Regions from separate parts of the Homo sapiens genome. Here region 2 is linked to region 1. A link is a contact called in ENCODE Hi-C or POLR2A ChIA-PET data. All regions are on one chromosome and are shown on one strand. Each heading gives the region's core, a stretch centred on a gene start or an enhancer-like site at or near the end of the contact. The rest is flanking DNA. Distances are from core to core; before and after follow the strand shown.

Region 1 (5,568 bases), core at 1,820-4,319:
GTGTGTGTTTTCTGTTTGATAAAGCATGGAAAAGGGGGACTGAGTCCTGTATCTGGGACAGCTTAGAGCAGAGGAAGAGATCCGCCTCAGGAGGTGAGAAGTGAGTGAGATAAGAAGTCCAGCAAGAAATGGAGTCAGAGCCAAAGGGACTATGAAGAGCATTAGCTCCTGGGATTTGCAGAAATTCTGGGAAGGCCTTTGGACTTCTCATAGAACTTGGGATAGGGAGGTTCAGGGAGTTTTTAAAACATGCCCAAGGACAGGGTGGTTGTAGCTGATATCTGATTGCTGTAGTGCTGTGTAACTCATACAGTGTTTAACAGTGGTCCCCAAGATCCTGCTCTGTGTATGCTTCAGGAACCATCATGTTATTCCTCTCTCTATTCAGACTCCAAAGGGGGACAGCAAACTTCCCAACAAAGGACTTTGTTATACTCTTCCTGCCTTATGAGTTACACAGAACCTGAGGATGCTAGTTAAAAAAGTCGGAGAGCTGCAGCCTCCTCAGCCACACCATTGCTGAGTAGGATATATCATTAGGGGTAAAGAGGTTGGGCAAAGTCTTACACAAAGTCTTGGGACTTGAAGACTGCTCTCAGCAAGGACCTAAGCAAAATAAATTTTTTTGAGATAGGATCTCACTCTGTCACCCAGGCTGAAGTGCAGTAGTGCAATCATGGCTTACTGTAGCCTTAACCTCCTGGGCTCAAGCAATCCTCCTGCCTCAGCCTCTTGAGTAGCTGAGACTACAGGTGCATACCACCATGGCCAGATCATTTTTTTTTTTTTTTGTAGAGACCAAGTCTCGCCAGGTTGCTTAGGCTGATCTCGAACTTCTGGTGCTCAAGCAGCCCTCCCGTGTTAGCCTCCCAAAATGCTGAGATTATAATTGTGAGCCACCACACTTGGTCTTAAGCAAATATTAACTCCAATCACTATCCTAAGCCAAGGTGTCTGAGCAGCTGAGGGAGGACCAGAGTGAATGCAGCTAGTGCCACACTGAACAAACCACTCTTGCTCATTCCTTAGGGAGGAGGACCTGGTTGATAGAAGAATTTATCTCGTAGTCTTAACATCCACTGTAATTCCAAACTTTGAGGACGATAGAGATCAGTGGGCTTTGACTGCCCAGCATGCAGTCTCCATTCTTAGGTAAGAACACTTTGATTTTCCTTTTGGGTACCACATCCTTCCCCACTCTCAGACCAGATTCTGGTGGGATAAGTCCCTTGGAGGACACATGACTGTGGTCAGAGAATAGCAATTGACGTGGGCATGGTTCCAAATCCAGGCCAATCACGACTCTGGATTTCTGTTGGAACTGTTAAGAAAGTGACCTCATTTCTTTTCCAGGTGGGTTCCCAAGCCTGTAAAATGTAAGCCTTATGCTGCTGAGGGCCATCTTGCCACCCTGAGGGAAACGCTGCCTGAGAATGAAACAAGCATAAGTAAAAGCTGAGCTGTGAGATGGAGCAAGATGAAGGCCACATGACATCTTTGGAGCACCTGGATCTAACTGTGCCTTAAGCTAGTCTAACCCTGAACATTTCATCATTTCATTGACATGAGCCCAGGTTTTCTTTTTTTTTGGATGGAGTCTTGCTCTGTCGCCCAGGCTGGAGTGCAGTAGCTCAATCTCGGCTCACTGCAAGCTCCACCTCCCGGGTTCACGCCATTCTCCTGCCTTAGCCTCCCAAGTAGCTGGGACAACAGGCGCCCACCACCACTCCCAGCTAATTTTTTGTATTTTTAGTAGAGACGGGGTTTTACCATGTTAGCCGGGATGGTCTTGATCTCCTGACCTCATGATCCGCCCGCCTCGGCCTCCCAAAGTGCTGGGATTACAGGTGTGAGCCACTGCACCCAGCCCTCAGGTTTTCCCTTTTTTTACCCCTCCTTTTGAAAATTTGATGTGGAATTTTGCCACCTGCAGCCAGAAGAGTTTTAACTAATCAGTGCCATAAATTTTATATAGTTCTCCTTGCAAAATGTGGATCAGCCTTTCTCAGCAAATCCTTTGTCATAAAGTGCTGAATTGTAAGTTTGTCATGAGAATCACATGAGATCATGCATGTGAAGAACCTGGCATTATCCTCCTCATAGAAAAAAACCAGTAAATATTAACTACAGGAAGCAAGGAAGGAGTGGGGTGAGGGGAAGAAGAAGGGGTACTGATTTAAAAGAACCCTGGAGTCCTAAGGATAATCTAGGAACCCTCAGACCCAATCCGATACCCCTATTCTAAATGCTCCTAGTGCCCTGTACCTTCCCCTCATAAGCCTTCATTATCATTGTAATGATATGTTTATGTAATATTTTGATTAATGTCTCTCCTTCACTGACCTAGCAGTTCTAGCAGGGCAGTGATTTTGCTGTGTTGCATCCCCAGCACCTAGTCTGGTATGTGGCATTCAGCATATGTTTATTGAATGAATGGCCATGTGGTTATTCAGATCCTCCTTGATTATTGGGGTTAGGATTGTGGCAGAAGTGGCAAAATCAGGGAGAGTAGTCCCTGTCCCCTCTGTATCTTATACACTGCCCACACTCCCAACACACATACACATACAGAGAATTTTGTCTCAATTAGATAATTAACTTCTGCTTGGTTGTAAACCAAACCACTGGTTCTTAAACTTTCATTGGATCATTTTATTGAAGAATTAAATAGTGTGGTTCTGGCCTAATGTCTGGAAAGCCTTGCAGAGGAGTGGATTAGGTCTTTGTGATAAACAGGCAGCCTTCCCTGCTCCTGTGTCTTTATAAAATCTATTTAACTGGAGTAGTCCACCCTCCCTCAGGCTCTTACAGGAATATGTTGGAGGCTGTAGGAAGGTGGGAAACCGAGAGGGAAAGGACTGGGCCGCTGGAGACTTCACTCATTCCCTAGCAAGAAACAAAAGCAGTAAAAGGTGGCCCGAGGACAACCTGAAGCTCACTCCTTCAGCACTTTTGGCTGGAGGTCACTTGTTGGAGCCCCACTCAGAGCTCAGCACACCACCCCACCAGCAGCCTCCTCCTCCCAGCTGAGGCTGCATTTCATCCCTTCCCCCAGCCTGCTTTCCCTGAGATAGGGGAGTGTTTCCCAGGGCCCATGTGACTTCCACTGGCAAGTGACGATTACCAATGGTTTACTAGTCAGTGAAACTACCAAAGGCTTTTGTGCTGTAGTAATCCTTTTCCTGTTTAAAACTCTGGGGATTTTCTAATGTTGCCAATAGTTTTTCAAGTCAGCAATTACTGTGTGGATTATGTAATGGCTCGGTATTAAAAATAGAAAAGACTGGAGTTTGCATCTATTTTAACCAAATCTTGAAAACAGAGCAAAGGGAGGGGAAGGGTGGAGAGGGAGAGACCAGAGGAGGAGGGAGAAAAAGAGATCATGTGACTGGATAAGACAGCTCACAATTCACTGTGCCTTTCTCCCACCATTTGTGGCCCAAGGACCTGTACTCCCTCCTCAGCCTCCTCTAGGGAGGGGTCCTTGATGAGAATTCTGAGGACACAAGACCCCTTGTGGATATTTCTTAGCTCAGCCTTGGTGTGCTTACCTGCTTCTGACAAGCAAAGTGGCCAAGTAGGGGAGGGAGTTGAATCTGATGTCCTCCACTAAGTCCAGGACTCCTATTTTGTTTTGTTTTGTTTTTGAGACGGAGTCTTGCTCTGTCACCAGGGTGGAGTGCAGTGGCACAATCTCGGCTCACTGCAACTTCTGCTGCCTGGGTTCAAGTGATTCCCCTGCCTTAGCCTCCTGAGTAGCTGGGACTGCAGGTGCGCACCACCACGCCTGGCTCATTTTTTGTATTTTAGCAGAGATGGGGTTTCACCATGTTGGCCAGAATGGTCTCAATCTCCTGAGCTTGTGATCCACCCACCTCAGCCTCCCCAAGTGCTAGGATTACAGGTGTGAGCTACCGTGCCTGGCCGAACTCCTGTTTTTGTTTTTGTTTTTATTGCCAATGTCTTTGCACTCAGCTTGTTTCTCTTGCTGGAATGGTAGTCAGGGCGTCACTTATATGTCTTTAGCATCCCAAATTTCTGTCAGTCCCTTGGCCAAAGTTATTCCAAATAAATATTCAATGTAATTACCTGCCACTTCCCTGCCCCAATCCTCTTTCTGCTGGATTGCCACTCCTAAGCCCCAGATACAGAAATTGCAGGCTTACAATGGGTTTGCTCTCGAATGACATCACACCAGTCCCCTACCCCCTACTCTGAGTTGAGGGATATTTGTATTTTAACAGAGAGCCATTGAGTAACTTTAGGGCCTCTCTGGTGGTGGAAGTTTAGGTGCCAGGGTTGATATTTTGGGAAGGAGAATTTATTTTATTTATTTATTTTTTTGGAGACGGAGTCTCTCTGTCGCCCAGGCTGGAGTGCAGTGGCACGGCCTCAGCTCACTGCACCCTCCGCCTCCTGGGTTCAAATGATTCTCCTGCCTCAGCCTCCCGAGTAGCTGGGACTACAGGCTCGTGCCACCACGCCTGGCTATTTTTTGTTGCGTCATCCCATGGTGGAATGTAGAAGGGCAAGAAAGTATACATGCGCAAGGGAGGAGGGGGCCAGACTTATCCTTTTATCAGGAACCCAGTCTTGTGACTATGACATGAATCTATTTGTGAGAGCACAGCCCTCATGACCTAATCACCTCTTAAAGATCCTACCTCTCAACACTGATGCATTGGGGATTAAGTTTCCAACACATGAACTTTGGTGGATGCATTCAAACCACAGCACCAGGGTTCCTACTATGTCACCTCCAGAGGCACCCAGAGAGGAAGGTTTTGAGTTAATCACATCATAATTTATAGCCCTTGAGCCATCAGAGAGCCCATGCAGAGAGCACCCTATTTCCTAGGTCTCAGGTGGCATGGAGGGGTGAGTACGTTGAAGAAGGTGCTTGCTAATTTCCAAAGACTCAGCGCAAATAAGTTCAGTGGGGTTCATGGGAGAGAGACCTGAAATGAATCAATTGTGGGTAATACTAGAAAGTTGTCTTCTCGTCATTACTTCCATCTATTTCCACACCTACCCCATCACACTCCGTTCTCAGTATCTTCATCTGTATTGGGGTGGAAAAGAGTGCCAACAGCTCAGAATAATGCTGGTTCTAGCTGCACCCAGCCTCACCCAATGTGGCCCAACCTAGTGGAACTGCAGTGAAAGGAAGCGAGAGTTCTAATTATGGGTTTTAGGTATCATTTCACTAGATATGTTGGAGGATCTGAGGACCTTTCTTAGGGACCTTTAATTACAGTACCCTGGACTGGGAAGTGCCCATGATGTGGCACCTCTTTCTTACCCTGTAGGGTTTTCTTGACTACATAATTGAACATACTTATGGGGGTACATGTGATATTCTGATACATACAATGTATAATGACCAAATCAGGTTAATTAGCATATCCATCACCTCAAACCCTTGTCATTCCTTTGTGTTGGTAACATTCTAAATCTTCTAGTTATTTTGAAACATGACAGATTATTAACTGTAGTCACCCTTGTGTGCTATTGAATACTAGAACTTATTCCTTTTATCTAACTATATGTTTGTAACCATTAACCAAC
Region 2 (5,568 bases), core at 1,420-3,919, 160 kb before region 1:
TGAGCAACACAGAGAGACCCACCACCACCCCCAATCTCTACAAAAAATACAAAAATTAGCTGGGCATGGTGGCGAGCTCCTGTAGTCTCAGCTACCCAGGAGGCTTAGGAGGGAGGATCAATTGAGCTTGAGAAATTGAGACTGCAGATCACGCCACTGCACTCCAGCCTGGGCAGCAGAGTAAGACCCTGTCTCAAAAATTAAAAAAAAAAAAAAAAAGGGGGGGGGCGGAGCCGGGTGCAGTGGCTCACACCTGTAATGCCAGCACTTTGGGAGGCCAGGGTGGGTGGATCATGAGGTCAGGAGCTCAAGACCAGCCTGGCCAAAATGGTGAAACCCTGTCTCTACTAAAAATACAAAAATTAGCCGGGTGCGGTGGCGGGTGCCTGTAATCCCAGCTACTGGGGAGGCTGAGGCAGGAGAATGGTGTGAACCCGGGAGGTGGAGCTTGCAGTGAGCCGAGATTGCGCCACTGCACTCCAGCCTGGGCAACAGAGCGAGACTCTGTCTCAAAAAAAAAAAAAGGAAAAAGGAAAAAGGCCAGATGCGGTGAGCCATCGTGTCCCGCCTAGGGATTCTTTAGTTGGCAATTGGTTGAAGGAGTTCAGCTTTGGTAGAGCGCCATGGCTCACTGCCGTAATCCCAGCACTTTGGGAGGCCCAGGCAGGTGGATCATTTCAGGTCAGGAGTTCGAGACCAGCCTGACCAAAATGGTGAAACCCCATCTCTCTGAAACATACAAAAATTAGCCGGGTGTGGTGGCATGCACCTGTAATCTCAGCTACGCGGGAGGCTCAGGTGGGAGAATCACTTGAATCCCAGAGGCGGAGGTTGTAGTGAGCTGAGATCATGCCACTGCACTCCAGCTTGGGCAACAGAGGGAGACTCCTTCTCAAAAAAAAAAAAAAAAAAAAAAAAATAGAGTTAAGCTTTGTCTAAGGACTCGAAGTCAGTACAAAGGAATGCTTACATTATAAGGGTGGGGCATCTGCTTTTTATCATGTGGTGCTATACCTGATTCAGGCTGGAAAGTAAGCCACACGATACAGGGTTAATTTAAAAACTCATTTAAAAAGATGTTATGGTTTGTAGGGTGTGGCTTAATTCTTGCCTTGCATGGCCTTTGGTCTTGTTTATTATTTGGTATTCTATTGCTACAGAGAGTCTGTTCTGCCATTCTTATAATTTCTCTTTTAACATTAATGGTGGTCAGTTGTGCCTAAACTCCAAAAGAGGGAGTATAAGGAGGCATGTCCGACCTCCCTTTCCACCCAGGAGAATTCAGAATTCAGTTTAACATCCCCTTGGCCAAGGGGTGAGGGTTCATTCAGTTGGCTGTGGGGCATGGGATTTTATTTTTAGTTTACATAATAAATGGAAAGAAAACTAAAAAGTCTTCTGGAAAAATTGTGTCCCTCTCCCTCTCTTTCCAGTTTAAGAACTAATACTACAAACATTAGTCCTGGAATGTTCCATTTCTCTTTTTTTATTTTATTTATTTATTTTTTAGACGGAGTCGCTCTGTCGCCAGGCTGGAGTGCAGTGGCGCGATCTCAGCTCACTGCAACCTCAGCCTCCCAGGTTCAAGCGATTCTCCTGCCTTAGTGCCCCGAGTAGCTGGGACTACCCGCACGCGCTACCACGCCCAGCTAACTTTTTTTTTTTGTATTAGTAGAGAGACAGGGTTTCACCATGTTGGCCAGGATGGTCTCGATCTCTTGACCTTGTGATCCGCCCGCCTCGGCCTCCCAAAGTGCTGGGATTACAGCCGTGAGCCACGACGCCCGGCCGGAACGTTCCACTTCTCTTATAAATAGTTGACTAAGGTTTCCCAATAGTAAATTAACCTGCTACCACTAGTAAGTAGCCAGACTAGGGTCAGGAGAGCAGAAAACCTCATTCCAGGGTTTTCCAACACAGTGGCCTCACCATGAACACATTGCACTCGGGAGCTATCTTCAATCATGAACGATGAGCATTTAGATTTATTCCGTGATTCCAAGGACCAGAACTAAGATATACAGGAAGCTCTTTTTTATCTCATTTTAAGAGAAAACGTTCAAGTGTAGTTCAAAGTGTACTTAAGGGAGAAAAAGTTAACTTGTCATAAACATACATGTGATAGAGGTGAATACTCAGGTGGGCAAGAACCTCCAAACAAACTCCAAATTCGCAGCTGACATCTGCTAATAATGTAGAAAATCTCGGGCGATTTTTTTTTTAATTTTCATTTTTTGTAAGGACAGGGTCTCGCTATGTCGCTCAGGCTGGTCTCGAACTCCTAGCCTCAAGAGATCCTCCGCCTCAGCCTCCCAAAGTGCTGGGATTACAAGCGTGAGCCACCACGTCCAGCAACTCAAGTCATTTTTGCATCAATTACCAGCAAAAGTCTATTCAGAAATAGGACTCTCTCAGGCCAGAAGGGAGTCAAGACGAGCCTTGGAGGTGAGCGCCCAGTAAGATAGGCCAGAAGCACTCCAACTCCAAGGCAGAGCCTGAGCTTTACAGCCGCTAGGTCGGCGTATGTTCTACCACCGCATTCCCCCAGTGTCTCAGCGGTCTCTGAAGGAGAGAACTAAAACTCCCATAAGACAACGCGAGCTCAGGTGGGCGGCCACTTGCCGCGCGTGGGCGGCTCTGACCAATAACGATTGTCGTTACAGCGAACAGTTTGGCCCCGTTTGTAAAAGGCCGCGGCAGGCGAAGAGAGAAGAGGTGAGGGCGGTCGTCAGCTAAGGGCCCCGGGGCTCGCGGGGGGTGCGCAGGGCAGGTAAGGGGGTAGTGCTGAGCAAGGACCGGGGCGGCGGTGGGGCAGGGGTGTAGAGCTCGGGTTCCCAGCGGAAAGCATGTCCAAGGAGCGGCTGCCGGCGAGGTGATGCTTCTGCCTGGGCCTACTTGGGACCGGAAGTGAGCGCTCGCGCGGGGAGGATGCCGGGAAGCAGGTCCCAGGGGATATGTGTGTGTCGCTGCAGACCCATCCCGGAAGCCGGCCGGGAGGTGAGCGTCCCGGAGTCGGGCGGCCGCTCCGTTGACTGCAGGGCCCCGGCGGTCTTCCTCCGCTGTTCCGAGGCCGTTGAGGGCTGATGTGCTCCATCCTCCCACTTGTGGTTTGGCAAGCCATCCAGCCGACTACAAACCCACGTTTGTGAGTTACCTGCTGGCTGTGACGCTTCCGTCAAATCTGAGTAACAGTTTCCTCATCTCTAAGATGGGTAACATAGTATCTACCTCACAGGATCGTGTGGGCAGTACATGCATAGAAAGGATTTAACACGCAGTGTACTCAGCTAGTTTTATTATTTATCCGTAATGATCATTTGTTCTTTTCCCCTAACTGTGCCTCACAAGCATGAAACAGAATCCACCAAACATTTAGGTCTGGGTAGTGGTTGGATGGAAACCCATCGCGGGTTAACGCTTCCAACACCAGTCCCTTGACACTCTCCCGCCGAGGAGGCTGATTTGTAAACTTGCTGAGAAGAGAATACCCAGCAGATCTTTCAGGTTTCAAATCCACGTTCTTTACAAGTTGTGTTAATTGTTTGTATATGCTTTCGATATAGAGTCTCTAGGAAGTAATACTAGTACATGTTTTAAAATTCAAATACTGCCAAACAGTGAGATGTAAGTCTCCCTCCTAACTTCTGTTTCCCAAATCCCATGTCGTTTCTTCTGATGCAATAGACATTGTATGTGTGTGTGTCTAGATAGATACATATGTGTATCTCTCGTCTTTTTTTTTTTCTTTTAAAAGAGTAAAACCAAGAATAGCATATTACAAAGTGCTGCACTTTTTTCACTCCACAGTGTATCTTTTTTTTTTTTTAAGAGACAGGGTCTCACTATGTTGCCCAGGCTGGTCTTGAACTCCTGAGCTCAGTGATCCTCCCGCCTCAGCCTCCCAAAGTGCTGGGATTACAGGCGTGAGCCACCACGTCCAGCTACTCAGGCCATTTTTTTTTTTTTTTTTTTGAGACGGAGTCTCGCTGTCGCCCAGGCTGGAGTGCAGTGGCACGATCTCGGCTCACTGCAGGCTCCACCCCCCAGGGTTCACGCCATTCTCCTGCCTCAGCCTCCCTAGTAGCTGGGACTACAGGCGCCCGCCACCTCGCCCAGCTAATTTTTTGTATTTTTAGTAGAGACAGGGTTTCACTGTGTTAGCCAGGATGGTCTCGATCTCCTGACCTTGTGATCTGCCCGCCTCGGCCTCCCAAAGTGCTGGGATTACAGGCGTGAGCCACCGCGCCCGGCCCATTTTTTTTTTTTTTTTTTTTTTTTTTTGAGATGGAGTTTCTCTCTTGTTCCCCAGGCTGGAGTGCAATGGCACGATCTTGGCTCACCGCAACCTCTGGCTCCCGGGTTCAAGCGATCCTCCTGCCTCAGCCTCCGGAGTAGCTGGGATTACAGGCATACGTCACCACGCCCGGCTAATTTTGTATTTTTAGTAGAGATAGGGTTTCTCCATGTTGTTCAGGCTGGTCAGGAACTCCCGACCTCAGGTGATCCGCCTGCCTCGCCTCCCAAAGTGCTGGGATTACAGGTGTGAGCCACCGTGCCCGGCCATGCCATTTTTTTTTAAACAGCTGTAAAAATATTTTATTTTCTGGGAAGTATTCCATTTTGTAGGCATACCATAATTAATTACACCAGTATCTTCTTGAGGGACATCAGGTTGTTTCTTATATTTTGCTGCTACAAATATTCTTCATTGAGTTGCCTTATAATTTCCCTCATTTCACACATGTGGGAGTCAGTCTGTAAAATAAATTCTTAGTAGTGTAATTGCTGGGTCAGAATATCAAATCAAAATATACTGATTCCAAATATGCAAGGAAGATATCAAACAAGCTCAAATTGAGGGACATTTTGTAAAATATTCGACTCTTCAAAACTGTCAAGATTAGGAAAAAGAAAGACAAACTCACGGACTTGAGGGGACTAAGGAGACGTGATGACTCAATGCAATGTGGTATCTTGGATTTGATCCAGAAACAGAAAAAAGGGGCAAAGTCTAGAGTTCAGTTAATAATAATGTGGCAATGTTGGTCCCTTGGTTTTGACAAATGTCCCATGTTTATATATGATGTTAACATTGGGAAACTGGGTGAGTGGTGTTTGGGAACTGTGTTCTATCTGCCACTTTTCTGAAAATCTAAAATTAGTCTAAAAGATTTATTCTTTTTTAAAAGGGAGATTGAGGCCAGGCATAGCGGCTCACGCCTGTAATCCCAGTACTTTGGGAGGCCGAGACAGGCAGATCACTTGAGGTCAGGAGTTCGAGACCAGCCTGGCCAACATGGAGAAACCCCGTCTCAACTAAAAATACAGAAAAATTAGCCGGGCTTGGTGGTGGACGCCTGTAATCCCAGCTACTCAGGAGGCTGAGGCAGGAGAATTGCTTGAACCCGGGAGGCAGAGGTTGCAGTGAGCCAAGATCACGCCACTGCACTCCAGCCTGGGTGACAGAGCAAGACTCCGTCTCAAAAAAATAAATAAAATAAAAAGGGGCATTAGTGGACAACTGGTAAAATCTGAATAAAGCCTGTAGTAGAGTTAATAGTGTTGTAC

Evidence for each region. Hi-C counts contacts between places; a loop is a spot of excess contacts on that map. ChIA-PET counts read pairs that join two places held with the same protein, here RNA polymerase II (POLR2A). Pooled maps may share reads with other maps.
Region 2: a pooled map shows a loop between it and region 1 (2.7-fold over the local background). The contact joins the promoter of C2orf42 here to the enhancer-like site in region 1. A Hi-C loop is called at or near these places in 4 of 50 pooled maps. POLR2A ChIA-PET finds 5 or more read pairs at or near these places in 2 of 52 experiments (Caco-2 and HepG2).

Annotation. Positions count from the first base shown.
Region 1 is chr2:70,027,717-70,033,284 of GRCh38, reverse strand. It overlaps PCBP1-AS1 (PCBP1 antisense RNA 1), which reads left to right. Exons shown (of 11, transcript NR_033872.1): 7 at 1,030-1,152. It also overlaps a transcript of ASPRV1 not described here. Among named protein-coding and RNA genes, the nearest start is that of PCBP1-AS1, 57 kb to the left of the region's middle. RefSeq lists an enhancer at 3,323-4,194. Within about 2 kb of position 3,069, at least 24 of the 41 ENCODE cell types and tissues checked have a DNase peak (open chromatin) inside an H3K27ac peak, as active enhancers do.
Region 2 is chr2:70,188,120-70,193,687 of GRCh38, reverse strand. C2orf42 (chromosome 2 open reading frame 42) reads left to right here and starts at 2,669. Exons shown (of 10, transcript NM_017880.3): 1 at 2,669-2,715. RefSeq lists enhancers at 2,261-2,350, 2,371-2,430, 2,222-2,807, 3,021-3,070, 3,161-3,270.